Regions from separate parts of the Mus musculus genome. Here all the other regions are linked to region 4. Evidence: chromatin loops called from intact Hi-C (ENCODE). Cell type or tissue: heart. All regions are shown on one strand. Region 1 holds the start of Iqgap2 (IQ motif containing GTPase activating protein 2). Region 2 overlaps Iqgap2 (IQ motif containing GTPase activating protein 2). Region 3 holds the start of F2r (coagulation factor II (thrombin) receptor). Region 4 has its middle 15 kb from the start of Gm32640. Region 5 overlaps Iqgap2 (IQ motif containing GTPase activating protein 2).

What was found. Peaks named below come from ENCODE experiments on the same cell type or tissue, not always from the same donor. Only the 100,000 strongest peaks of a DNase experiment are listed, where the experiment ranks them.
Region 1: a loop joins it to region 4, with 8 times the contacts of the local background. A loop is called at or near these places in 10 of 42 quality-filtered maps.
Region 2: it touches region 4 in a loop (5-fold over the local background); 26 of 42 quality-filtered maps call a loop at or near these places.
Region 3: a loop joins it to region 4, with 2.4 times the contacts of the local background. A loop is called at or near these places in 3 of 42 quality-filtered maps.
Region 5: it touches region 4 in a loop (9-fold over the local background); 38 of 42 quality-filtered maps call a loop at or near these places.

Annotation. Positions count from the first base shown.
Region 1 is chr13:95,889,063-95,894,062 of GRCm38, forward strand. It overlaps Iqgap2 (IQ motif containing GTPase activating protein 2), which reads right to left and starts at 2,860. Exons shown (of 36, transcript NM_027711.1): 1 at 2,602-2,860. The coding sequence starts at 2,647. In heart, CTCF peaks have their summits at 2,306 and 3,023 (motif pointing left); DNase peaks (open chromatin) are centred at 2,039, 2,209 and 3,089; H3K4me3 peaks cover 3,181 bases; H3K27ac peaks cover 2,312 bases; H3K27me3 peaks cover 349 bases.
Region 2 is chr13:95,665,497-95,670,496 of GRCm38, forward strand. It overlaps Iqgap2 (IQ motif containing GTPase activating protein 2), which reads right to left. Exons shown (of 36, transcript NM_027711.1): 22 at 2,872-3,021; 23 at 97-260. Among named protein-coding and RNA genes, the nearest start is that of Gm33074, 4.1 kb to the right of the region's middle. In heart, a CTCF peak has its summit at 1,989; no DNase peak of the experiment used is centred here; H3K27ac peaks cover 1,151 bases.
Region 3 is chr13:95,616,128-95,621,127 of GRCm38, forward strand. It overlaps F2r (coagulation factor II (thrombin) receptor), which reads right to left and starts at 2,339. Exons shown (of 2, transcript NM_010169.4): 1 at 2,160-2,339. The coding sequence starts at 2,247. In heart, no CTCF peak of the experiment used is centred here; DNase peaks (open chromatin) are centred at 538 and 2,394; H3K4me3 peaks cover 3,141 bases; H3K27ac peaks cover 3,632 bases.
Region 4 is chr13:95,561,814-95,566,813 of GRCm38, forward strand. No RefSeq gene overlaps it. Among named protein-coding and RNA genes, the nearest start is that of Gm32640, 15 kb to the left of the region's middle. In heart, a CTCF peak has its summit at 2,054 (motif pointing right); a DNase peak (open chromatin) is centred at 2,068.
Region 5 is chr13:95,718,082-95,723,081 of GRCm38, forward strand. Iqgap2 (IQ motif containing GTPase activating protein 2) reads right to left here. Exons shown (of 36, transcript NM_027711.1): 11 at 3,432-3,592. The region is part of intron 1 of Gm52062 (a long non-coding RNA gene); the gene reads left to right. Among named protein-coding and RNA genes, the nearest start is that of Gm52062, 14 kb to the left of the region's middle. In heart, a CTCF peak has its summit at 2,050 (motif pointing left); no DNase peak of the experiment used is centred here; H3K4me3 peaks cover 636 bases; H3K27ac peaks cover 891 bases.

The DNA.
Region 1 (5,000 bases), 330 kb after region 4:
TTTTTGTTTTTTGTTTTTGTTTTTGTTTTTGTTTTGTTTTGTTTTTTTGTTTTTTTACAGATGCTTACCCTGAAGGGGAGTTAGGAGACCCCGGGCAGGTTAGTTTAGTTGCACTGTGTAAGAATTACTGACTATAAAAACAGTTCAAGTGGGTAGAAAGCAGAAAAGTCCACACTTGAAACAAGTAAAACAGCTTAATCCAAACCACTAGAAGGTTGTTATTCCAACAGAGTTTACAACAGTCTGGAAAACTTGGGAGAGTTAACGCTGGAAGTTTCCTGAACTCACCTGCTTAGCAAACCAGTAACCAGGCCAAAAAAAAAAAAAAAAAAAAAAAAAGGCATGCCCTATAATACAAGGTGAGGACAACCCTGTCGTCCTTCCTGACAAAGCGCCCCAAAAAACCAGCAACTCATATAGTTAAAGAACTTGGTAGTGTCTATTAAGATCAAGGTGTGTTCTGCTAGACGTCCTGTGTGTATGTGTGGACCTGTGGAGGTCGGATGATAACCTCGAGGAGTCAGCTCTCTCCATCCGCCATGTGGGGCCTTGGAGTTGAACTCAGGTTGTCAGGCTTGGCAGCAGCATCTGCACTGGCTGAGCCATCTTACCAGCTCTAGATAGCTTTTTAAAAAAAAAAACTCGCTGTACACATATTCTCGATATGAACGCGGTATCAAAAGTATTATTAAAATGTTCATTTAAACGGTAATAGCCAGCTATAATATTAAACGTTTCATATTTCACATATCCATATATTCCAGTATGGATAACACATAAGCACATATTCCCCATTTTAACCGTGTTGAATCAATGGAGAACGGGATTGGCTAAGCCCAAGGAAGCTAAGTGACTCCAACAACAGCACCCCGCCCTGCCACTCCAGATCAGCGCAGAAACTTAGAGGAAGATTTCTCAGGAATGTGGCTCATTCAGCAGAGCAGGCGTCAGGCTTGCCAAATCAATGCCTCCTTGATTAGTCTTCTAAGGCACGCTGCAGAGACAGGCTGGTTCAATAAAAATCAGGCATCATATCAGATGCCCATGCAGGGGCTAATGGAAATGCTGCATTCCTGATCCACATTCATCCCCTTCACATTGTGCATAAAACGGGGATAACGCAGACCGTGTGATGTCAAACCATCTTGTAATGTGTGCTCGCCTAGTTACAGATCTTTTAGTCATCTTAACAGCGCAACACGGTGAAGTCACCCTCTGTCCCAAGAGCTTGTCACAGGAAAGGACTCCCAAAGACCTGAGGTTGACACTGCAAGCACCAGATGAGCACAGGGCTCCTCCTCCAGCCCCAGGAGCTCTCTGAGTGGTTTATCCACTGCAAACTGGGCAGGCTGCAAGCAAAATGCTGGGTGGCTGAATGCATTTTCTCACTTTACAGAAACTGCAGCTGGCTCCTTGCTGTCACAAGGAAAAAACAAACCTCTCACCTCTGACAGTCCCTTCCAAGACTGGGATGTGTGTGTGTGTGTGTGTGTGTGTGTGTGTGTGTGTGTGTGTGTGTGTGTGTGTGTGTGTGTGTGTGAGAGAGAGAGAGAGAGAGAGAGAGAGAGAGAGAGAGAGAGAGAGAGAGAGACTGACTGACTGACTTAGGGAAGTTGGCGACCCTCTTCCAAAAATTTCATCCGTGCTCCTACCAAACACCACAAACCACATGAACACACTAACTCTGTTGCAGTTGTCACCACCTTAACCTAAACCTGGTACTGCGTCTAACAAGACCAGTCCAAGCAAAAGATTAACCCATGGTTCGTGGCCATGCGTTTGTCGACAGGGCCAACCCGGGAGAAGAAGCCAGCGTTCTGTTTGTTTTAAAGGAAATACTTCCTAGCGCATATTTAGGACTCTGAACTCTGCACAAGGGGCCACGTGGTTGGCGATAATCTGGCTCCCTCTTGTTAGTCAAAGCCACCTCTTTCCGCCGCCGGCAGCCCGGGGCTGGGTAACCGACACCGTCACTTTCAATCAGACCGGCTCAGAGTCTGTCCTTACAGAAATCCTCCCGCGCAGGAGATCGGGGGCGGGGAGAGCCACCGGGAAAGTGGCTGGGGGCGGTACGTGTCCCTGGAGGCCTTGGCTGGAAGGGCCTCACACCTGTGGGGCCTAAGTGGCTCTAGCTGCTCAGGTGAGGCCCAAAAGAGACTAGTAGGAGAAGCCTGCCCTTCCAGGAAAGTGCCTTCACCTCTCGCAGAGCGCGCGGGCACAGGAGCTGCGCTGCCCACCTGTAGCGACAGCAAACAAACTTTCCGCCCCTTTTGGGTGGGAAGCATCGGATCCCCTACGCCACCCTCTGGCTCGAGCCGGCAGCGCCCAAAGCAAGGCGGGCTCCTCACCTGATACCCCTAAACCACAACCTGATCTGCACCAGAGCTGCTGAGGCTTGCGAGGTGGAGGGACTTAGCTGGAAGCTGCAATTAGGAATTTGGAAGAAAGGGGCTTGGAAATCCGCGCCCTGCTCCTTTGCAATTCCAATTCTCAACTTTGCCAGCCGCTGCCCTCCGCAGCGCGCCCTCAAGCCCCTCGGCCTCCCCAACGCCGTCCCAGGGAGAGGGGCGCCCCGAGATCAACGGGAGCCCGAACACTCACAGCCGTAGCGGGGCCGTTGCAACGACGGCAGCTCTTCGTGCGGCATCCTGCGCTGCTCTGGGGGCCCTCCCGGGGAGCGCCCCCCGTGGTTTCCCTCGCTGGCCAGGCTCGCGGGCTCCGCGCCCGGCGGGCGCGCTCCGATCCCACCTCTGGGCTGCCCTCGCCCGGCTTCTCGGAGCTGACCGCTCCGCTCCCTCGGTGCTCCTTCACTCGCGCCTGCGGCGGCCGCGTCTCGCTGACACCGGGGCAAAAGTGAACTATCTCCTCCCTCGCTCGCTCGCTCGTTCGCCCGCCCGCCCGCCCGCCCGCCCGCGGGCCGTACCGCCTCCCCCAGCAGGTTTCCTTTCTCCTCCCGCCCGGCCCCGTTATTCACCGCGGTGGGAGCGCGCCGCCGTGCAGCGACCCCTACTGGCCGCACAGCGCAGCGCCCGGTTGCGAGGACCCGCCTCCCGCGAGAGGAAGGGGCTGAGAGGCACCCTGGACCCCTGCAGCTGGAGCCCAGCGCACAGATGGAGGGCGACTTGGAGCATCCGGAGGGTGGAAGTGAACCAGCGCAGGGAAGAGCAAGAAAAACCACAGCAGACCACAGGCACCCAGTTCGCCTGGGTGTTGCTCAGTGACTGAGAGACAAACATTGCAGTTCCTTTTCCTCTAGAGAGATTGCACGGGGACAACCCTCACACACTCACCTCCCCACCCCACCCCCGAGCCCCGCGAGCGCCTGCTTCTCGCATTTAGGGGTATAAACGAAAGTTGTTTATGACTTTTGGCTTACGAGACACAGGATTCCCCTTTCTTGACAAGAAACGGTAAGGGTGAGCTCGTGCGCGGGCTGCAGGAGCAAGATTAACAGCCTCCAAACAACACTCAGAACACAACTGCCAGTCATCCGCCCACCCCTCTGCCAGCCCGCCCCCAATGTGCAAAACTGTCGCTCAGGCCCAGCCGGGGTCGCACAACCACAAACCCCTTTCCGGCTCAGCTTTTGAGACAGAAACCACAAGTAGCTGTTTTAAAAGCACGGTTTTCATGCGGTTGCTTGGAGCCTGGAGGAATGTGGGAGCCCCCCCCCCCCAAACATGGGCCACTGCTTTTTCACAAACGTGGGGCATGTGGGTGATCACATGACTGAAAAAAAATCATCAAAAGAGAGGGTCATAAGAGATGATTTAGCCGAAGAAAGGTGGTCTAGCGACACTAGTCACCTTTAATTAAGCAAATCTACAGAGAGCAGCCAGCTGCTTTCTGGGAGACACAATGAACTCTTGAAACTTGAAATTCAGACTCTTGGACCCCGCCCCGCCTCCAGTTCCGTTGGTCTGAGTTGAGGCTCATGAACTTGCGTTTCTCACAAGTGGTCAGTGAAGCTGAAGTTGTGCCAGCCTATGAGTTAGGTGCACAGGAAGAGGGAAGTCTCATCAGATGAGAGCGAGAGGATTCCCCACCCCCACCCCTAGAGACATTGGATTCTCACCCTGTTGGAATGGGATGAAAGGGATTTTCCTCCCCACAAAAGTAGATGCTTCTAATGCTATGGCCACAGGTCAGCAATACTCATCCTGTGACCAGCCTGTCAGCCAGGCTTCTTCCATGTCTCAGAGACGCCATGTTGGACTCTAAAACGCACTGCGTATTCTGTGCATCAAAGATGAACTCCTCACACATCAGTTCTCAGGATGAACACCAGGATGCAGGGCCTCAAGAAGTAGATGGTCTATGTGAGGAGAGGTGGGAGGAAATCGCTGTAAACCACAATGGCCTGAGAAGGTGGTATGATTTCAAAGTGTGGTGTCAGGTGGAGTTTGAAAATAGGCAAGAGTTGGGTGGAGAACATCCTATCCTAAGAGACAGGCAAGGATGGGAGCCATGAGCTGGAACCTGAGCTTGGGCTGGGAACCTATTACTAAGCAGCAGAGCACTTTCTGAATGTCAGACCAAGTGGTCGATTATGACAATTAAGGGACATTTGAGAGCCCTTAAAGGCGTTCTAGGGTGGTTTTGTTGTTTGTTTATTTTTGAGACAGGATCTTGCCCTACTTGTGACCCCACAGCCTCAATCTCCCAGGAGCTGGGCTTGCATATGAGGGCTACAACAACCACCCATGACTTCTTGGTTTTGAGCATAAGAATCGCAGAATGTTCTGGACTTGAGAAAAGGTGAGTTCTGGCCAGATTACAAAATGTATTAGAGCAAACAAGGTGGAGATGCTGATGTTGGATGGAAGGGGCTATAGAAGACGTTAGGAAAGAAGAGCTTCTATGAAGTTGACCTCAGGAAGCATGATGCTTTCTTGCAGACAGGCTGAAGGTCCTTCAATGCTAACAAGTCATAGGTGGGCTGGATAGAGTGAAATCTATCCTCTATGTTTGCATAAACACAAAGATGTAAGTGGGAAGAT
Region 2 (5,000 bases), 100 kb after region 4:
TGAATGGAATTCTTAAAGTTATGTGTGTCAGCCTGAGCTAGCCCACCGCTATCATGAGCACCTGCCTTGGTGCTTTCTCGTGGGCTTTATACCTACTTGATTTCTTCCTCCAGCGCAGTTTTGAAGAGCTTGAGCAACAGGTATTCTTCCCTCTGGTTAGAGGCGTAATTGTATAGAGTGAAGATAACCGTGTCCATGAATTTCGTCGACTTGTTCTGTGGCATCTGGAAAATCAGCTTAGCCAGGTATGAAGGTTTGGTCTACAAGAGAAGGTGGGAGCCGTCAGCTAGAGGCTGATGTCTACGAAAGCAGAGCGTGGCATCTGATTCTCGGCTCTCCCGTGACTGAATGTGTCGTGAGGAACAGATGGGTCCTAGCACACAGCCTCTGGCAGAGATCAGCTAATATTATACAATGACAGTTTAGGAAGCTACATTGAAACATTATAACATGTTAGTGCTGCTTATTACATGGTTTGTTTGCTATAGTCGTCTTTTATACATTTTTGTACTTTTAACGACATATAATGTTTATTAGAGAGACACAGAAGAGGAGGTGGGCCCATAGAATCTGAACTGAGGAGAAAGGAACAGACTGAAGTAGCCAAGCTGGCCTAGAAAGATTGACAGGTAAACAGAAGGAAATACACACCATCTGTGCCTAGAAGGAGAAAGAAAAGGCCCTGCTTACACATGGAGACAGTGAGCCAGCCCGCCATGACATTCTCCAAAGAGGGAGAAAGAATAAGGCTGGGGAGGGTGGGGGTGGGGTCAGAATAGCCAACAAGAGAAATTCCAGAAAGAACATGAGTCAAAACAAGGACCCACCTGCCCCCAGCCCCCCCCCCCAAGAATAAAAGGAGTTCAAGAAATTGACAGGAATTTAAAGACAACAGAGTTCCAGAGAAGAGAGTGAAATTAGAGCCAGCCTTTGGTCTAAGCGTCTTCCTCTGGCAGCTTTGCCGGCTGGACCAAAGTTAAAGGAGAAAATATAGTGTATACAGAGAGAGAGGAATTCACACAGAAAGATGGGCCACTCTTCTTCTCACTGCTCGTGAGAAAAGACAATGGTCAATGTTAGTATGCTTGGCAGCTAAGACTCACTCAGGATGCCCTAGCTGCGTGGCCTGAAGGTTTCCAAGAAAAACCAGATCCTGGTTTCTGTTGCTACTCTAGTTTTGAGATCAGAGTGTTGGGATAAAGTTCTGTGCATAAAATACCCTGGACTCTATTTTCTTTTTAATTTAAAAACTTTTTTTTTAAATGTGTGCGTCTGCTTGCCTGCATGTGCACTTTATGTGCAGGTGTTGGAGACCACGAGAGGGTGTCAGATACCCCAGAACTGGAGTTACACATACCCCAGAACTAGAATTACAGACGCCAACTCAAGTGGATGCTGGGAGCCAAACCTGGGTCATCTGCAGTGCTCTTGGCCACTGAGCCATCTCTCCAGCCCAGGACAATGTTTTCCTAGACTGCTAGCCTCTTTTCTACTGATAACTAAATGTAGGTATCATGGTTTTAAAAGAATTTATTTCCCCGTGTAGCTCGTGCTAGAGACACAGACCTAAGCACGTCCTCTCCTGGCTGGACAGCTGTGGAGAAGAGTCCCGACTAACGTGTGATCATAGGGCGACAGGAATCCAGGCCATTTTCTTTCCTACCATTTCATCACTGGCCTTGGACTCAAGGAGAGGTAAAGGCCTGGACTACAAGCAGCTGAGGAGTTCCTCCGACTTAAACACTCAGCCACGGCTTGACCACTACTCTAAATTGGATAAGCAAAGCATCTCTGCTTAAGGTGGCCACAGTGGAGGTGGCGGTGGGGGCGGGGGGGGGGCAGGGGGCGGGGAGCAGGGAGCGGGGAGTGGGGAGGGGCTCTTCCTTTAGGGAAAGGTTGCAGGTCAGGAGTGAATTGCACAGGCAAAGGTAAAAGCACGGATATTTTTCCTCCTATGCTGCCACATAGTGGCCATCAGAGGCACATATATCCATTTGAAGTCATTCTCCAATCTGTTATTTAGTACTTTCCGTGGGGCTCTTGCATGCAGTGAGTTCTTCTAAGTATCCGATCCAGGGAACAACAAAGGTTCAGGCACCTGCAGGCCTGGAGCCACACAATGAACTACTACTGGCCCACCTCTTTGAGGGTGGGTGGTTTTCCTGCTGGTGTGGAGTCTGCTGCTAATGGCTTGTACTTGCCCAGGTCCCTCAGTGTGTAATCAGATTGTCAACAGGGAACAAACCAATAGCCAGCCCATCAAAGTCCAACCATAATCCGGTACCCTGGATGCCATGTCAAATTATGACTCATTCGGCTCAGAAAATAATGCCATGAAAATAATGACGTCAAAATAGTCCCACCTCTCTGGCTCTGGCTCCCAAAGGAGGAGGTCTGTCCCTGGCACAGATTTGCTTTTCTAGTGACTAGTTTTGTCATCGGTTGACATGAAACCTTTAATGGCATGCTGAGGTCATCATGATGAACTTCACGTTGCTTCTGCACATCACTGAGGTACAGTGCAGTTGTGAAGGGAGCGAGCCTGAAGGCTAACTGCCTGCATGCTGCCTACTGTTTATTGGTTGGGTCTGAGGTTTTTCATCTGCAGTATGGGAAGAATGCCATTCCTTATCCTGATGCTCAGGGCTAGGTCAAGAATTCAATGAGTTACTCTACATAAAGCACCTAACGTTAACGGTTAGTACTTAGTAAAGCATTTCCTAAGCTATTATTATAAATGTTATACAAAGCTGTTATTATGATGTTCACATAGAGCATGTAACTAAGCTGTTGGCTGGAGCATGGGCGAGGATCCATAGTGGGAAGCTTGTTGTTTATCCACAAGCCAGAGTGGAGGAGAAGCTCGCTCACCTGGAGGAGGTAGAACAGTTGCTGGTAGGTCTCCAGTGTTTTCCGTCTCTCCTTACTCAAGCTTTTAATTCCCTTGTTGTCAGTGTTATTCAGTATTTCTATTTCACCACCTTTTTTCTTATTCAGCTTTTTTCTGTGTGAGATTACATCCTGTGAAGAATTTTATGACATCGTTATTTTTACCTTGGTACACTTTATCATTTTCCTACACACACACACACACACACACACACACACACACACACACACACACACACACACACACACATTCTGTCTCTGTCTCTGCCTCTCCCCCCCACAACCTCCTTGGGTTTGAATAGGATGGCCCCCATAGACCTCAAGTGTTTGAATGCTTGGCCCATAGGGAATGGCACTATTAGGAGGTGTGGCCTTCTTGGAGTCAGTGTAGTCTTGCTGGAGGAAGTGTGTCACTGTGGGAGTGGGCAATGAGGTCTCATATACTCAAGCCCTGCCCAGTGTGGAACACATTTTTCTGTTGCCAGTGGATCAAGATGTAGAACTCTCGGCTCCTCCAGCACCACGTCTGCCTGCATGCTGCCATGCTTTCTGCCATGATGAAATGGACTGGACCTCTGAAACTGTAAGCCAGCCCAATTAAAAAAAAATTTCTTTTTCTTTAAAATAAGAGTTGCCTTAGTCATGGCGTCTCTTCACAGCAATAAAAACCAAACCAAGACCCACCACAACGTGCATTTTCTGTTTCCTTCCCCTGGAAACAAAGGAAGAGGGGACCTTGAAATTAAATTAAATTGAAGAAGTGCCCCTGGTAGATGAGTTCAGGCTTTGCCATAGGCTTTATCCAAAGCTGTACTTGTTTGCTCTCAGGATTTAATGCAGGCATCAGAAAATTAAATGAAGAAAGAGTACTCTTTTTAAAAACATGATGGTGGAACAGCTAGATACTTACATCCTCCAGGAAAGAGTCAGACCCCCTACCTCACAGCACAAGAACCTCAAAACAGAAACACACACAGGAGCAGAAATGACCAACCCCGAGAAAGGAAAACTAGCCAGCAATTTTGACTTTGGACTGAACAACGGATTCTCCACTATAATACAATATAAGTTACAAAAGGAACAACAAAATCAGCCATCATCAAAGCTAAAAAGTTTCATGACTTTCCAGGATGAGAGAAAATGCCTGCAGATTAGAGAAACATGCTCTTTTTCTTTTTCCTTTTCTTTCTTCTTCTTTTTCTTTTTCCTTTCCTTTTTCTTTTCTTTTCAAGACAGGGTTTCTCTGTGTATCCCTGGCTGGCCTGGAACTCAGAAATCCACCTGCCTCTGCCTCCCGAGTGCTGGGATTAAAGGCGTGTGCCACCACCGCCCGGCTTAGATGCTCTTGCAACCAAAAACTAGAAAGACTCAGAACTGAAATGCACAAAAAGGACTAGAGCTGGCACTTCCTGCATAAGATGTAAGATACACACATGGCTAAGAAGCACAGACGCTCAACGTTAATTTTGTTCTTGTTGTTCAGGGAGCATGTCAAAGTTTTCTTTTCCTGAATTTCTTCACAAAGTTCCCTTTGCTGATAGAAGTCATATTATTCAGGTAGTGTCTTTTCTGCTGTTCTACTGTAAGCCATCGCCTTGTCCCTAGTCTTCCAGGACACCTTTTAGTGGTTACATAGTATAGACGTCAGGCTGAATTCATGGTTGAAGTAGTTAATCTTCGGGGCAGCCTAGGGGGACTCCTCTGGCATGTCAATGAGGGTGTTTGCAGGGAGATGTAGACAAGGAGGGAAGATCCATCTTCAGTGTGATGGCACCAGCCCAGAGGCTGGGGCCTCAAAGGAAATAAAATAGAAAATGGGGCCAGCGGACCAGCACCCACGTTCCCCCTCTCTGCTTCCGGCATGTGGAGGCAGTGAGCAGCTGCCACACACTCCTGCTGCCTCAGCCCCACCCGGCAGCTGTCATGGCCTCGATGGACTGTACCCGCAAACTGTGAGCCAAGAGGAACCTGTCCCCAAAACTAAATTTTCAAAAGCAGAAAGAAAAGTTACTAATTCCTTGACTAATTCATTGTGGTTTCTGGTGGATGACAGAGGTTCTGCTCTTGTAGGATGATTGAATGATCTTGAAGGTAGAAATTTTGAATGGCTT
Region 3 (5,000 bases), 54 kb after region 4:
CACATAACCCCTCCTCCAGCCATGAACTTGTTAACTCTACTGGGTTTAGTAGAGAACTACAGCAAGGCAGGACGTGGGGAGCAGTGAATCCTGGAAAAACACCTGGCTTATAGGGAAAGCCATTTATTCTGTCAGTTCTAGCAAGAGGAAGTAAAAAACTGAATAAAAGAGAGTTACTAAGGAACAAAAGAGATGTGAGCTCCAAACGAAGAGAGTAGCAACATCAGACACCCAGGTTTCTGGTGAACCCCATTATTTTGCGGTCCTTTTGCTTAGAACCCAGCTAAGCTCCAGTTCACCAGGGCAGCAGGAACCGAAGAGGCCCGGGGTGGGGAGGAAGGTGAATGGGAGGAAGATTTTTGGAAAAGAAGCAAGTCCTGGGCTTTAAAAAGAGCAAGTTCACATGACAGACCCAGGCAGGAGCAGCTAGGGCGGGAGGTTCCTACAGAGTAGCGGTTCACGGTTCACGGTTAAGAGGACATGCGAAGTTGAGAAAAGCCGGCTGGTCTGGAGTGACATGGGAGAAGAACCCAGAGCGGGCAACATTCTTGAGGAGCGATTAGAGACTGGGTGAAGTGAGGAATATGTCAGGGGAAGTAGAGCAAGGCTGGGGCCCGTCTTGTACAGGGACCTCTTGCTTCTTGCCAAGGGACTGGGCTTGGCCTAGAGATAAGGATGGCCGTCTCTGAAATCCCAAGGCACTTGGCCACAGTTACCCACAGCCATTCTCTCTTTATGCAGCGGTAAGGAGAAGCAGATTTGTTTTTGGCTGAGTTTGTGAGTTCACTTATTGTCTGTACCCAATGTAGGGGGACCACTCCTATAACTCCCCCCCCCCCTCAAGGCAGGCCACTCAATCTCTCTGGGCCTTATTTTTAGAATCAGAGAAAGGGGATAAATGTCTCCTTATCATACCTATGATCTGTGCTGGCCACATCTCATAGTCTATATTTTAAAAGGCCTGTCCCAAAATAAAAGCGAGGAAGTAACCTAAAGTTATGTGAGCTCGCACCTCCATGTACACTTTGGATCGTCCTCCCCCTCACGGCTGCTGATGATTAAGGTCTAAGGTCGGCTACCCAAACACAGGCAGGCTGGTTAGCTGCTGCTCGGCGTGGGGGCCCTCTGTGGGGCTCTGAGTTTTCCCATGAGCACCACTCAAGCTCACACTGAAGAAAGACAGACAACAGGAAACACCCCACTCTTTGTCACCTCCTAATCCTTACATGTGGGAGCACCGAAGTGCACATTCTTTCAGAGATAACAAAAACTGAAGAAAACCCACTAGATTTTCTTCAGCGTGAAAGGAACGGCTAAAGGTGTCCCTACTAAGAAAGTCGAAACAATTGGGAACTTTACAGGCTACGCCTCTGCTTTGGAGAAAAGAGAAAATATTTGACGAAATAAGTCGACCAAACTAATTTATTTGGTCAAACTGGCAGATATTTAAAAATACACTGTAAGTAACGAATGTCCTTGCGGCAGATGAGAAATTCCATTGAAAAAAACTAAGACTAGATAATTTCTAGGTGCGCCTGATTCTGAAGAGGGGTCCCTTTTCTCCATGCAGAGAAACAGGTTTCCGATAACAAAGACCTACTCCACTCCCTGCAACCAGAAACCTTCATCACCTCCTGGGTACCAGGCCAAGCTGGGGGCTGTCCGGTCTTTATTGTGTGACTGTGAATTTTTTCTTTCACATCGCTTTTCCCTCCTTGTAAATCAAACGAGAAAACGAGTTTCCATCAAAGCAAAAACTTGAGGAGAGTGGTTCCACTGCACACCGAAAGCCCAGAATCACAAGACCCTTTCTTTCTGAAGGTGGTCTTGTAAAACAGGCCACACAATGACAATTAAAGCGACTGTGGAGACCGTTCCGCGGACCCTCGGGCCCCTCTCCGGATCCAACACCCGGTGGCCCGCGGACTGCACCCTCCAAAACCGAGTCCAAAAGAGCATCGGCCGTGCGGGGAGTGGGGAGGATATGGTGCGCCCCACATGGATGTGACTAGGGGAACCTCTAGATCTCGGCCCAAATGACTGTTTGGCTCCTGGGGGAAACTGAGGCAGGGTTGCAGCCAGGAGCACCCCCTCACGGAGCTGGCGCAACCTAAAACTTCTGATAGCTTCCCCCATGCTCACCCACCCGCAGCTCTTACCTGGCTGGCTCATAGGGACGCGGGAAGACAGCAAGGGACCGCACAGGCTGAGGCCGAGGGCGACGATCAGCAAGCGCCGGGGCCCCATTGTCCCAAGGCTGCCCGCGCGGCCCGGCGCCCGCCGTCGCCTACTTCTTTCTGAGTAGCTCGGTCGGAGCCTGCGGGTGACTAGAGGCGACTGCGCGGCCCCTGGGTGAGTATTTGGAGGCGGTTCAGGGGCGTGGGGCGGGGCTCCGCGGGCTGTGCGCGTGCCCGCAGTCTCCGCTCGTGCCCGCAGCCCCTCGCTCCGGAACCCAAGCGGCAGACCGCACCAGATGCTCGCTCCTCCCCAGTCTCCCCTTGTCCCACCCGGTGTGGTTGAGCTGCAAGCCTGGGAGTGACTCAGCCCCTCGGGGTCTTCGGAGAGCGCCTGCGGCCGCTTCAATGACTCTCCTGGGACGTGGAGCAAGGGAAGCGAAGCTAGACGGGGACAGTCCCGTGGTGGTGCTCCAAGTCTCTTCTCCTCCCCGGCGTCTGGCTGCACACAAGTTTGGAGTTTAGCTAAAAGTTGGCTACTGACTTCTGTCCGTCCGTCCCCGTCCCCCGTCCCCCGTCCCCCCGTCCCCCCCGCCCCCCTGCAGTGACAAGGGTGTCCCCAGATATGTGGACAGAGTGCTTGACATTTCTCGAAATTCTTTTATTTTGCGAGCTTAGATGGATCACGTTGAGCCTTTGATCTTCCACACACGAGTGGAAGTGGACCAGGTATCCAGGCGCTGATTCACCAAGCTCTTGCTTACCGAACTCTGCCTCCCCTGGTGACCCAAGCCAGAGCCTCAGCCACAGGCCCCAACGCCCAGGGCTTTCTCACCAGAAAGATGTTGGGTGGGAAGAGGAGGGGTAGCACTGAGGAATTTTAAAGGGTCCTTCCCAGGTCCTTATGGTTTGTGCTTGACTACATTTCAGCGTTAGATATCAAAAGAAGGGGGGGGGTCATGGCTGAGGCCTAGCGAGAGGGAGCCCCAGCTTATTTTGTTTAGAAAGAGTCTAGTGAGGAAGACACCCCGGAAATTAATCCTGGTCCTCTACCCAGTTTCTGAAAGAGCCAGCTCACAGCTTAGCGCTCTGAAGTGCTGTGATTGTCTTAGGGTTTCTATTGCTGCCATGAAACACCACGACAAAAAGGCAGGTTGGAGAGGAAAGGGTTTATTTGGATTATATTTCCATATAAGTGTTCATCGGTAAAGGAAGTCAGGACAGGAACTCAAAACAAGGCAGGACCCTGGAGGCAGGAGCTGAAGCAGAGGCCATGGAGGGGTGCCGCTTACTGGCTTGCTGTTCACGCTTGCTCAGCCTGCTTTCTTACAGAGCTCAGGACCATTAGCCCAGGGATAGTACCACCTACAATGGGCTGGACCTTTCCCCATCAATCACTAATTAAGAAAATGCGGAATCCCAACATTTGGATCAATGCAGAAAACAAGATCAGAGGCCATCTCCTCCCCTTACCCTCAGAGCTGCCTCACAATCTTCCTAAGTTGCTCTGTCAGTTGTGCAATCACCCAGCTAGACAATGCCATGTAAAATCCTTCCCACTGGAATCTTTTGAGAAAGCATATTTTAGGGTAAGTGGGGACAATTAGCACATGTCTGCACACAATAATAACATGGTATCGTTTTCTCACCTCTCTGAAATGCTGTGGGGGTTTTAGGTTCATCGCTTTTATGGACCACAGGCAAGAAAAAGAAAATTGCTGCAATTAACCCAAGGAATACGCTTGTAAGAGATGCTTCAGTTGATTGTAAAGACACTAGAATCAGGGCTGGCGAGATGGCTCAGTGGTTAAGGGCACTGACTGCCCTTCCAAGGGTCCTGAGTTCAAATCCCAGCAACCACATGGTTGGCTCACAACCATCTGTAATGGGATCAGATGCCCTCTTCTGGAGTATCTAAAGGTGGTGACAGTGTACTCACATCTATAAAATAAGATCTTTAAAAAAAAAATGTTTGAGCCAGGCAGTGGTGGCACACGCCTTTAATCCCAGCACCTGGGAGGCAGAGGCAGGAGGATTTCTGAGTTCGAGGCCAGCCTGGTCTACAGAGTGAGTTCCAGGACAGCCAGGGATACACAGAGAAACCCTATCTCAACGCCACCCCCCAAAAAAAAGTTTGAAAAAAAGGACACTGGAATTTTAAATAAAAGTGATAAAACACATGACAAGTTTTTTTGACAGTTCAAAGATACAAAGCATAGACCTTTTTTTTTTTTTCATCCACAGAGATGTTTCTAGACTCTGAAGCCTGAAAGCTAGAGATGCTAAACCCTGTCTGCAGGGGGCTTTCTACCTGTAACTCGTGCCGCATTGCTCCTTAGCATCAGAGTTAATCTGTTCTTTCACATGTCAGGATACCCTCTGTGCATCACTCTTTTGTGCTTCCGGTTCATTGCTGAATATAATGTTGCTTATTAGTCACAGAAGCTGAGATACTGGGACAGACACCGTCATACTGAAATGATTATTAACAAGGGTGTAGTGTATATCGTGTGGATACACTGAATAAAATCATTCATTCCTAAAACCCTGGGTTAGAGTGGAGTAAGTTTGAAAAACTTTAAAAGCTTTTTAAATGTGTTTTGCCTTGCATGTGTTTGTACCACGTGCATGCCTAGTGACCACAGAGTTCAGAAGAGGGCACTGGATTCCCTGGAACTGGAATTATAAATGGTTGTGAACCACTGTGTGGGTATTGGGAACTGAACAAGGCCCTCTGCGAAGAGCAACAAGTGCTCTTAACCCCCGAGCTGTCTATCCAGCCCCTGGAGTCAGTTTTCAGCATCCTCCCTAAAATGGCATTAAAAC
Region 4 (5,000 bases):
AGGAAATCCATTTGGTAAAGGGCTCTTTGATGGAGAGTTTGCTCTTACCCTGTTTGCTCCAGGCCCTTTTCACCACTCACTCCTATTTTCTGCCCCTTAGAGACACCCACGTATCACCATCGATTGTTCAAATCCTAGTCATTGTGCTCTGCATAGTATTTCACAGTATCTGACAGAATTTTGTGTGTGTGTGTGTGTGTGTGTGTGTGTGTGTGTGTGTGTATTGCTCTGCTGTATATTCATCTGCAGGCCAGAAGAGGGCATCAGATCCCATTACAGATGGTCGTGAGCTACCACGTGGTTGCTAGGAATTGAACTCAGGACCTCTGGAAGAGCAACCAATGCTCTTAACCGCTCATAGCCCCTGTTTCCTTCTCTTTCAGAGATAGTAGCTTAGTCCTGACCCATCAGCAACAGTGCTTTGTTCCTCCTGTCTGGTAAATGCTCTAGGAAAAGTACTCAGAAGCAAGAGTCTAGGTCACAGGGCAGTCTGAATGTACTGAGGATAGCCAGGACCTTTTCCAGAATTCAGACCTGCTGTGCCACCACAGAAGAAGTGGTAAGGTGGTAGCAAAAGTTCAGAACCCTGAACTCTTCATGGAGAAAGGCAGGAGTTCACTAGCTCCAGACCAGGTTCCTGTCCTAGAGCATGTGACCACAACACCCCACTAAGAGGACCATAATAACTAGTCACAGTAGTATAGAAACACAGAGTTCTCCATGCTAATGAGATATCTAGATGGGCGCCAAGGGTTTAGCCAATAAACTTCCCTTCCAGGGACATTCCTTCCTGCAAAAGGTATTTAATCTCTGGCCCACCCTGAGTAAGTCCTATGCACCCATTTCCCTGGATAAACAGTTTGGACAAGCAAGGACTGTCTCTCTCATTAAAGACGACCATGGCGGGAGGCCTTCTTCATACAGAGCTGTGCCTAAGTCTCCTGCAGAACTTAAGCCTCTGTGCACTCCTGGCACTCACCCTGCACTAAGCTGGATGGCTCCCCCATATCCCCTGCCCCGTTCTGGGCTCATCTCAGGCCCACAGGCCCCCATTCTCAGCTCCTCGATTCCCAGTGGCATTGCCCAGGAGTTTGAGAACCACAGCCTCCATCCCAGCCCACACAGTTTCTCACCCGGAGAAACATGGGCTGAGGCCCCTATCTTAGGCTACATTTTGTCTCCCCTGAGCGGCATGTCCGTATCCTGTGAGCCTGGCACCCAAACAGGGAAAAAGGAAATGTAGCCTAGAGTTTCTGTATTTTGACTTCCCAAGAGGTGTTCTGACAATCCAATGCAGGAGAGAGGCTCACTCTGTGAACCCGATGCTGGCCAGCAGCAGAGGGAAGAGTCATGGGGCGTGTGCTCCTCCAAGGCGTTGCCATGGATATGTCAAATCCATCTCCCTGTCTCAGCTGTCACTCGGTGCTGTCTAACTGCAAACAGCACCATGGAATGTGCTGCACCAGACTGGCAGACTGCCTCTGAACCACACGCTGACAGTTCTGGCACACGAGAGTAGATTGTAGGAGAAATTCCAGCTCCACCATTGAGTCAGTCTTTCCTCTGTGGATTTGTGAGAGTCGCCCTTCATTCATGAAATTTTCTTCTTTTGCTATCTCATCTGGTAACTTGGAGCAGAACACATTATTGACATTCTTAGCTCTCCTTCAAAATTATGCACAAATTTCAGATATGTAACGAAGTCGAAATGACACGGCAGACCACAGTGAGATCTGGAGAACAGGAACTGACAGAGAGCCACTGAAGAACTGTGACATTTCACCACTGGACACTTCAGTCTCCATGAAAATGAGGATGTTCTATAGAGGTTAAAGTGTCAGTAGAAAGAACATTACTAATGATGTGCATAACCCATCTGATCAAGCACTCATTTAAGTACCCAAAAAACTGTTATATAAGTTTTGGACATCATAGTTCCTGTTCACCCACTTAGCTACTTTGATGTATGCCATTTAAGGCCCAGAGGTTTTGTTTGGTTGGTTTGGTTTGCCTCACCCAGGAACGGTGTCCAAGAAGGTGTAATTTTCGAAAAGGACAGTAGGTGGCAGAAGAGGACTGTTTTGCTGTTTGCCAGTGCAGAGTTCTGCAGAGTTGGGTATACCGGGAGGTGGGGAGAGTTATAGGTGTAATGCCATGGCCACATAGGCACCTGTGGTTTTGGGGTACACTCAGAACTTCACAATGCCACTATTTCCCTATGAGATGCTCTAAGGACTTGAAAGCAACATTGAATTTTATTTCCATTGAACAGCTAGCTCGAGAGGTACACTATCCTTGTGGAATGATTTTAAAAACTGCTGTGAAATCAAATAAGCAGAAAGCTATAATCAATGGAGCTAAACTAACTACTGTACTTAAAGGAAACGATGATAGTCATCTCTTAACCATACCTTTCTTCAGAGACCACCTGGCATGTCAGAACCCTTGTTGAGACACACCTGCCATTCAGCTGTTACACACTGATGGTTTTAAAAAATCTACATGATCCATGGATGTGGGTACAAAAAGAAAAACAGTTGGGGGGGGAGGTTGAGAAAAGATGTTCTAAATATTTGTGGAAACTCAGAGGCTCGTTTGGGGTTGGAGTGCTAGGGATCAAACCCCGGACCACAAGGTGCTATGCTCTGCTCCACTGGAGCCCCGAGAGGGGAGAAGTTATGAACTAAAAGGAAACGTGTCCTGATAGCAGAGCAGAACTACCAGGGAGTTCTTGAGACTTTTAGCCCTGTTTAGAAGCCTGGTCCTGCTGCTTAGGTATAAGAGACAGCAGGACTGTTGGAGTGAATGAATGCTACTGAGAAGATGTGTCAGAGGAGTAACAATGTAACTCCTCCAGTCTCTGCATTGGTTTAGATCGCGGTGGAGCAAAGCCAGGCAGGAGAAAGAGTGAAAACCTTCCCTGCTAAGATCAATGATTCTCAACTTTCCCCTCCTATGGTCACTTTTGTTGTTGTTACCTTGTTTGCTTGATGGCAGAGTCTCCTTTTGTCGTTATGTAGATCAGGATGGGCGCAGACAGATACAGGCGAATCTCCCTACCTCAGTTCCTAAGTAATGTGATGATGAGCATGAACCACTATGCCTGCCTTTCTTACTTTAAAACAAATGAAAGTCAGAAAACAAACAAAAAAACAAAAAACCCAAACCAAAACAAACAACAGAGAGCTAAAAGCAAAGTTCACCTCTAGGGAACTCCGTGGCAAAGAACTTTCTAGGCGTGTGTGCGACTCTGAGTTCATTCCTTGGCCTCACCAAAGTTGGTCTGTTAAGATGGGGGGCTCCTCACCATGCTTTTTCTTTTTATACCCTGTATCCTTTAAAGTGGGATGTTAGAGGTTTGCAAGATAGCTTGAAGAATTCTTGTGGTTTGAAAGCCTATCCTGTTGAGTCTGGAGATAGCTAAGCAGTTAAGAGTGCTTGTTGCTCTTTTAGGGCACCTGTGTTTGGTTCTTAGAACACAAACAGGCAGCTCTCCAGGATCCCTCTTCTGGTCTTCAAAACCAAACTCATATAAGTGGCACACACATACACGCACGCATGCATGCACGCACAAGCACACACACACACTTTAAAAAAAAAATAAAGCTATGGTGTGGGCACGGGGCAGAACCCAGGAAATGGAAGAACAAGCAAGAACAAGGACACCCTGGCAGTTGATTGGGGGCCTTGGTGACTCTGGATTCTCCATTCCCCCCAAAAGTACTAAGGCTTTCTTTGGCTGTGAATATGATGTGCATGTTATGGCTAAAGAAACGTGTGACAATCGAGAGGAAGAACTTTCAGACCAGGAAAGTGAAAGGTTACAGAGAAGGAGAAACTTTAGACATTCTTCCTGTGCACAGGGTTTAGCTAAGACAGATTCCCGGTGTGCACAAGACCTGGTGGGGCCAGCATCTCTGCTAACCTAATTATAGGTCTGCTGCATTTAGTGTATAATCTGAGACTCCTGTCCCAGCCTCCCTAGTATTAGGATCATGGACATGGCTGCCATGCCCATCCCCCCTCCTAGGTTTGTTTGTTTGTTTGTTTTTCCTTAGCTCTATATTTCCAATGATACCTGGTTTTTTGTATCTAGATGTACCAGTGTCCATATCATGGTTCTCAGCTCCAGAAATCTCTATTGACGTCTAATAATGAAGAACTAGGAGTCAGCTCACCTAGACCAATGTCAACTCACTGCCCCTAATGTTGATAGCCGTATCCGTTCTAATTATTTTGAATGCCCAATTTCATAATTGTAAATCATATACTTTAACTTCTTTTTTTTTTATTTTCTTTGAAATGAGGTCCTGCAAGCTGCTCAGGCTGCCCTTTAACTCCTGGACCCGAGAGATAAGACAAACCTAGGAGGGGGGGTGGGCATAGCAGCCATGTCCATGATCCTAACACTAGGGAGGCTGGGACAGGAGTCTCAGATTATACACTGCTTTAAGCCCCTAAGTAGGTAGGACTACAGGTTGTTGTTGAAGTGCTTTCCCATACCTGAGTATGGCTAACATGGCGCTGATGGAATTTGCCTTTTACCCCTCCCACCCCCCTTGCTAAAGATCGTTAGATTACACTCCTAAACTGAGCCACCAAGGTCCAGTCCCTTATTTGATCACTTCTTCCTCCTGAGGCTGACCACCAAGGTCCAGCTATCAAAGTACTTAAGTCCAGCAATCAGAAGGCCCCTTTGGCTTACCTAATTAATTTTCCCAATCAAAATTTAACACTTCATCCTAACCAAGGCTTTCCCCATTTGCCTGTGGGCCATGTCTGTCTCCCTCTATCCAGAGGCACTTCTTTGTTCCTCAGGAGCAAATATTCCTTCCCCTCTCTCCCTTAGCCCGTTTTTCTTCTCCCTTACCCTCTGTCTCCTGTCTTTGTCTCTTATCCCTGCCCGTTCCCCTCTGGAGGCAAATAAACCTCCTTTGCACTGAGAACTTGGTTCTGGTGAGTCCTGTGCTGTGGGAAGCCACATACGCCATTACAAGGTG
Region 5 (5,000 bases), 160 kb after region 4:
ACCTGTGGCTTCTGTCTGTAGCCCCTGATGCCTGTGAGCAAAGGAAGCTAAAAAGAATACTGCAACGAGCCTAAGTGTTTCCCTGGAGGCGACAAAAGTCCCCAAAGTTCTTCATGCTACCAGTGACACTGAGGTGTCTTTTATACAATGTAGCTTAAGAAGAAAAAAAGTTCTGCAAAACAGGAAGCAGTGATGACGAATGATGGACACCAATGGAGGCCAACCCAAAGTAGGCCAAAGTAGGCCGAAATGGGCCAGGGATTGTGCTTGAGAATTTTGCCTCACAAAGTCACAAAGAAGTTATGTTACTGACATCTAACAAGTAGCACAGATGAAACCAACAGCAGGGACTCCTGGAGATCTGTACTGGCTAGCCTTCCTCAGAGACCAAGGCCATTCTTTAAGAATGTACAAAGCCTTTCGGGGCCTCTTGTAGACTTAATAAAAATATAAGTGATGGCTCTGTAGGAATCCTTAAGGACTGGAATAGACAACACCCAGGATCCCCTTAGAAATGTGTGCCATTGAGCCAAAGGGAAGTTTTAGGAAGGAGCCCATAGGACTTCACAGTCCCCTCAAGTGAAGGCTCTTCAGTACAAAGTCATCGCTGCAGTGTGTGTGTGTGTGTGTGTTATAATATATATATATATATATATGCTTCAGCCTATATAATATATACATATACATACATACATATATGTATATATATATATATATAATACACACACACTACACACACACACATAAATATACATTTATATATATATATATATATATATATATATATATATATATGCTTCAGCCAGGCCAGCACTAACAACACTGGGCCTGCTGGCCCCTCTGTTATATATCCCATAGAAGTCTAAAACCATGATGCCACTTGGATTTGGACCAGAGGGGTTCAACTATGCACTAAAACAAGACTGTTCTTCTTTGCTGTTATTGTTGTTAATGTTGGTAGTGGTGATGGTAGTGGTGGTGGTGGTGGTGGTGTGTGTGTGTGTGTGTGTAATTGTATAAATTATACATATATATACACACACATACTCATACAGATATATGTAATATTTTCATATTGAAATAGTCTCATGTAGCCTGAGCTGGCCTCAAACTTGCTATATAGTCAAGGAGAATTCTGAATTCATCTTCCTGCCTCTGTGCCTTCATGTTGGAATCACAGGTGTGTGCCACTATGCCAGGGTGACCCCTGTCCTTAAGTTATTATTATATCATGAACTTGGCTCGTGCAGGCAATGTGGCTCTCGAATGGAGCGAGTCCCTTTCCTTAAGTGGTATTTGTAGATGGGGGCAATTTTGATCAACAGAGTGGACGGCTAGAGTACTGGATGGGAGAAGTACTGTCAGTCAGAGGGCAGGTGGCCCGGTATGTTTGACAATTGCTTTGCTAAGAGTCACGGTTACATGTAACTCTCCAAGGAGCGAGCAGCTGTGACTCATACTCCAGCATCAGGAGGGCTCAGAAGTTGGTTAGATAAGTGTGACTGGCGACCTGAGGAGGAGAAGAAAGAGGTGGGAGCTTCATCATGGACACTGCTACTGCACAAAGGGAGAGACACTGCTATGACGGTGGTCCCTGGAGAGGGAGCCTTTAGCTGAGGACTGGACACAGAGATCAGCTGGGCACAGAAGGTGCTGGCCAGGGGCAGAAGAAAACTTGACATCAGACAGATTTCTAAGCTTGGAGCAGCGTCTGCTGTGATTGACAGGAGCAGTGGAGGGAGGAGTCACTGCCTGAGAGAGCAAGGGGTGCTGTGATTGACAGGAGTGGAGGGAGGAGTCACTGCCTGAGAGAGCAAGGGGTTTTGTTCATAGAGATCAGGAGGAGGGAAGCGTCTTCAGGAAGACGCTTCTTTTCTGCCATTTTGTGCATGCTCAAGTGACCTGTCACCATTTCCTCAGAATCTAAGAACTCTTTCAGTTTCCTTTGCAATTGCGCGTGATGCAGCTCTAGCTCTCCATCTGGAGCCAGTTTAGAATCACTGGCTAAATTTTCATCAGGATCTGGGTAGACATCTCCCCCTGGTGGTCACAGCAATTTAGGGGCCACTCATCTCCTTTCCTTTTTCCTATCTGATCTCTCTCTCATTCCAGGGCTGAGTGCTTTGCAAGTGTGCTAAGGCCCTGCCCTCAGAATCCAGAAGCAAAGAGAAAGAACAAACCTCTCATTTGTCTTTTAATTCCAGCCTTAGCACTCTCTGTAGATCCACTGAAGTCGTCCGCCTGACTAGCAAATGCAGCTATCGGGGACCCCAAAACGAAAGGGCTTACAAGGCTCTTTTAGGCCAACAACCACTGGAGAGAGTTTGGGGCTCCACTTAAGGTTCATAACCTTAGAAGTTTCCTTGTCAATAGAATGGATACATTGTATATACAGCTACTTCTAACTTTCCTAAAGAAGCTGGAAGGAAGGTGTACTTTTTTCTTCTTTTTTAAAAATTTAATTTTTTTACTTATTCACTTTACATCTCACTCACTGCCCCCTCCTAGTCACCCCCTCCTACAATTCTTCTCTCCTCCACCCTCCCCCTCTCCTCTGAGCAGGTGGGCCCTCCTGGATATCTTCCCTTCCCAGCTTGGCACTTTAAGTCTCTGGGAGACTCGGTGCTTCTCCCATTGAGGCCACACAAGGCAGCTCAGCTAGTAGAACATATTCCACACACAGGGGACAGCTTTTGGGATAGCCCTCCATGCCAGTTGCTCTGGATCCACTTGAAGACCAAGCTACATATGTTCAGGGAGGCCTAGGTCCAGCCCATGTATGTTCTTTGGTTGGATGTTCAGACTCTGAGAGCCCAGTGGGTCCAGGTTAGTTGACTGTTAGTCTTCCTGTAGAGTTCCTATCCCTTGTGGGGCAGCGATCCTTCCCCTATTCAGGAAGGTGTATTTTCTTTTCCCTTTCCTTTCTTTCTTTTTTTAAAATTAGATATTTTATTTATTTACATTTCAAATGTTAACCCCTTTCCTGGTTTCCCCTCCGAAAATCCCCTATCCCCTCCTCTCTTCCCCTTGTTCACCAACCCACCCACTCCTGCTTCCTGGCCCTGGCATTCCCCTACACTGGGGCTTAGAGCCTTCACAGGACCAAGGGCTTCTCCTCCCATTGATGACTGACTAGGCCATCCTCTGCTACATATGCAGCTGGAGTCACGAGTCCCACCATGTGTACTCTTTGGTTGATGTATTTTCACAGCTCCTCTAGGTATCAACTTGGAATAAAGTCAGTTGTTAATACAAGATGACAATTTTGTCTCTAGGAGAGGAGGATAAAGAAGCCCCTGTGGCAGAGCAGACCGCTCTTGAGAAAATGCAAGCAGGACATGTGGACTTTTCCACTTGGGGGTGGGGGTGGGGGGATCTGCCAAGCACTTTTTTTTTCCACCCTGAAAGAGCATCCGGGAAGTGCTCCTTACCGGTCCACGTGTGCCTCATCCAGATTGTTGAAGCCTATGGTGGGGCTTCTGAGTTGGTTCTGCACAGCCACGAGGTCACTGCTCTCCAAGGCCTGGTTTAGCAGAGCAACGGCAGACAACATTTCCACGGCAATCAGGAGCTCCTCGTGGGCCAAGTAGTTCTGTTGGCAAACACAGGGTAGAGTGAGCTCCCGGCATCGCATGCACGGCACAGATGTGCTTTGGACACGGGATGCATATGACAATGAGCATGCCCACCTGCTCTTCATTGGCTTTCAGGAAAGCCACGTAAATGGCTCCTAGGTTCCCTTAGATTATTGTTTTGGGGGCTGTGTTATGTATAACCCACAGTTACAATGTCACAAATATGTATCCCACCGCGGCTCCCAGAGGTGCCGCCTGCCTACCAGGCTCCATCCAACCTGGCAATTAAGCCAGTGGTTAGACAAAACAGGCTGAGAGGTCCAGTTAAGATCTCAGTACAGTAAATGACTGGAAACCGGGTCCAGGAAAGAAGGGCTTTACCTAACTAAATGTTATAAACCTGGAAAAACAAATACAATCTTTAAGCTGAGGAAGTTGACTCTAGCCCCCAAAAGCTAATTTTGCTGTTACAAATTGGGTAGAAACTTTAAAATGTGCTATAAGGTTTAGATATTTGATGCAATTTAAGGTGAAACTAGTTTTTTGGGGGGTGGGCGTAACACAAGGAAGTACCTCCAAATTTACATATTCATGAATCTATTTGGATTATTCATAAATGCGTTAGCTTTCATTTTATATGATTTTAATCAGTTTCAAAAGGGATAGTTCTTTTGTTATATTGAAGGGAGGCAACTTTAAAAGATTTACTTTAAAAACTGAATATATCACGATGTATTTAGAATATTGTCCATACAAAGTATATTTATATTAATATATACATTATAGCTTTCTGGATCACCACAGAAAATCTTAAAACAAACTGATTTCAGCATGATAATGCACGTTTTGTGTTTTATAGCAAACAAGAAAGTGTAGCAAGCAAAGGCGCATTTTATCTAATGACACAGATTGACCATACATTTGCCACCTGATGCACTGTGACTGGCTACAAGGTTACAGCCAATGCTTAAGTACTTCCCCTCTCTCTCTTCTAATGCACTAGTCACCCCTGTCCAGTAGGTTAAGACAAAAGGACAGGAAGGCAGGAAGAGAAGACTTGGCTGCTGTTTGGATGACACTGACTCATGGCAGAGCTAGACTTGAGTGTCTGAGCTTCAAATCTAGGAGAAGTGGAGGAGGAGAAAAAGGACAAGTATGTTGCTTAAAAAAAAATCTGTTTTTTTTTTTCCTTTTAGTATAAAGTATTTGTTTCTAGGTAGAAAATGTGTGTTAAAGTGAGGGAGGTCTTGGAACATAAGAATAAACCAACAAATCCTCTAATCCAGGGACTGGAGAGATGGCTCAGCAGTTAAGAATTCTTTCTGCTCTTCTAGAGGTCCTGAGTTCAAATCTCAGAACTGCTAGGAAACTTATAACTGTGACTCTAGCTCCAGGCTAACACCTTAGACCTCTATAGGCACTCAC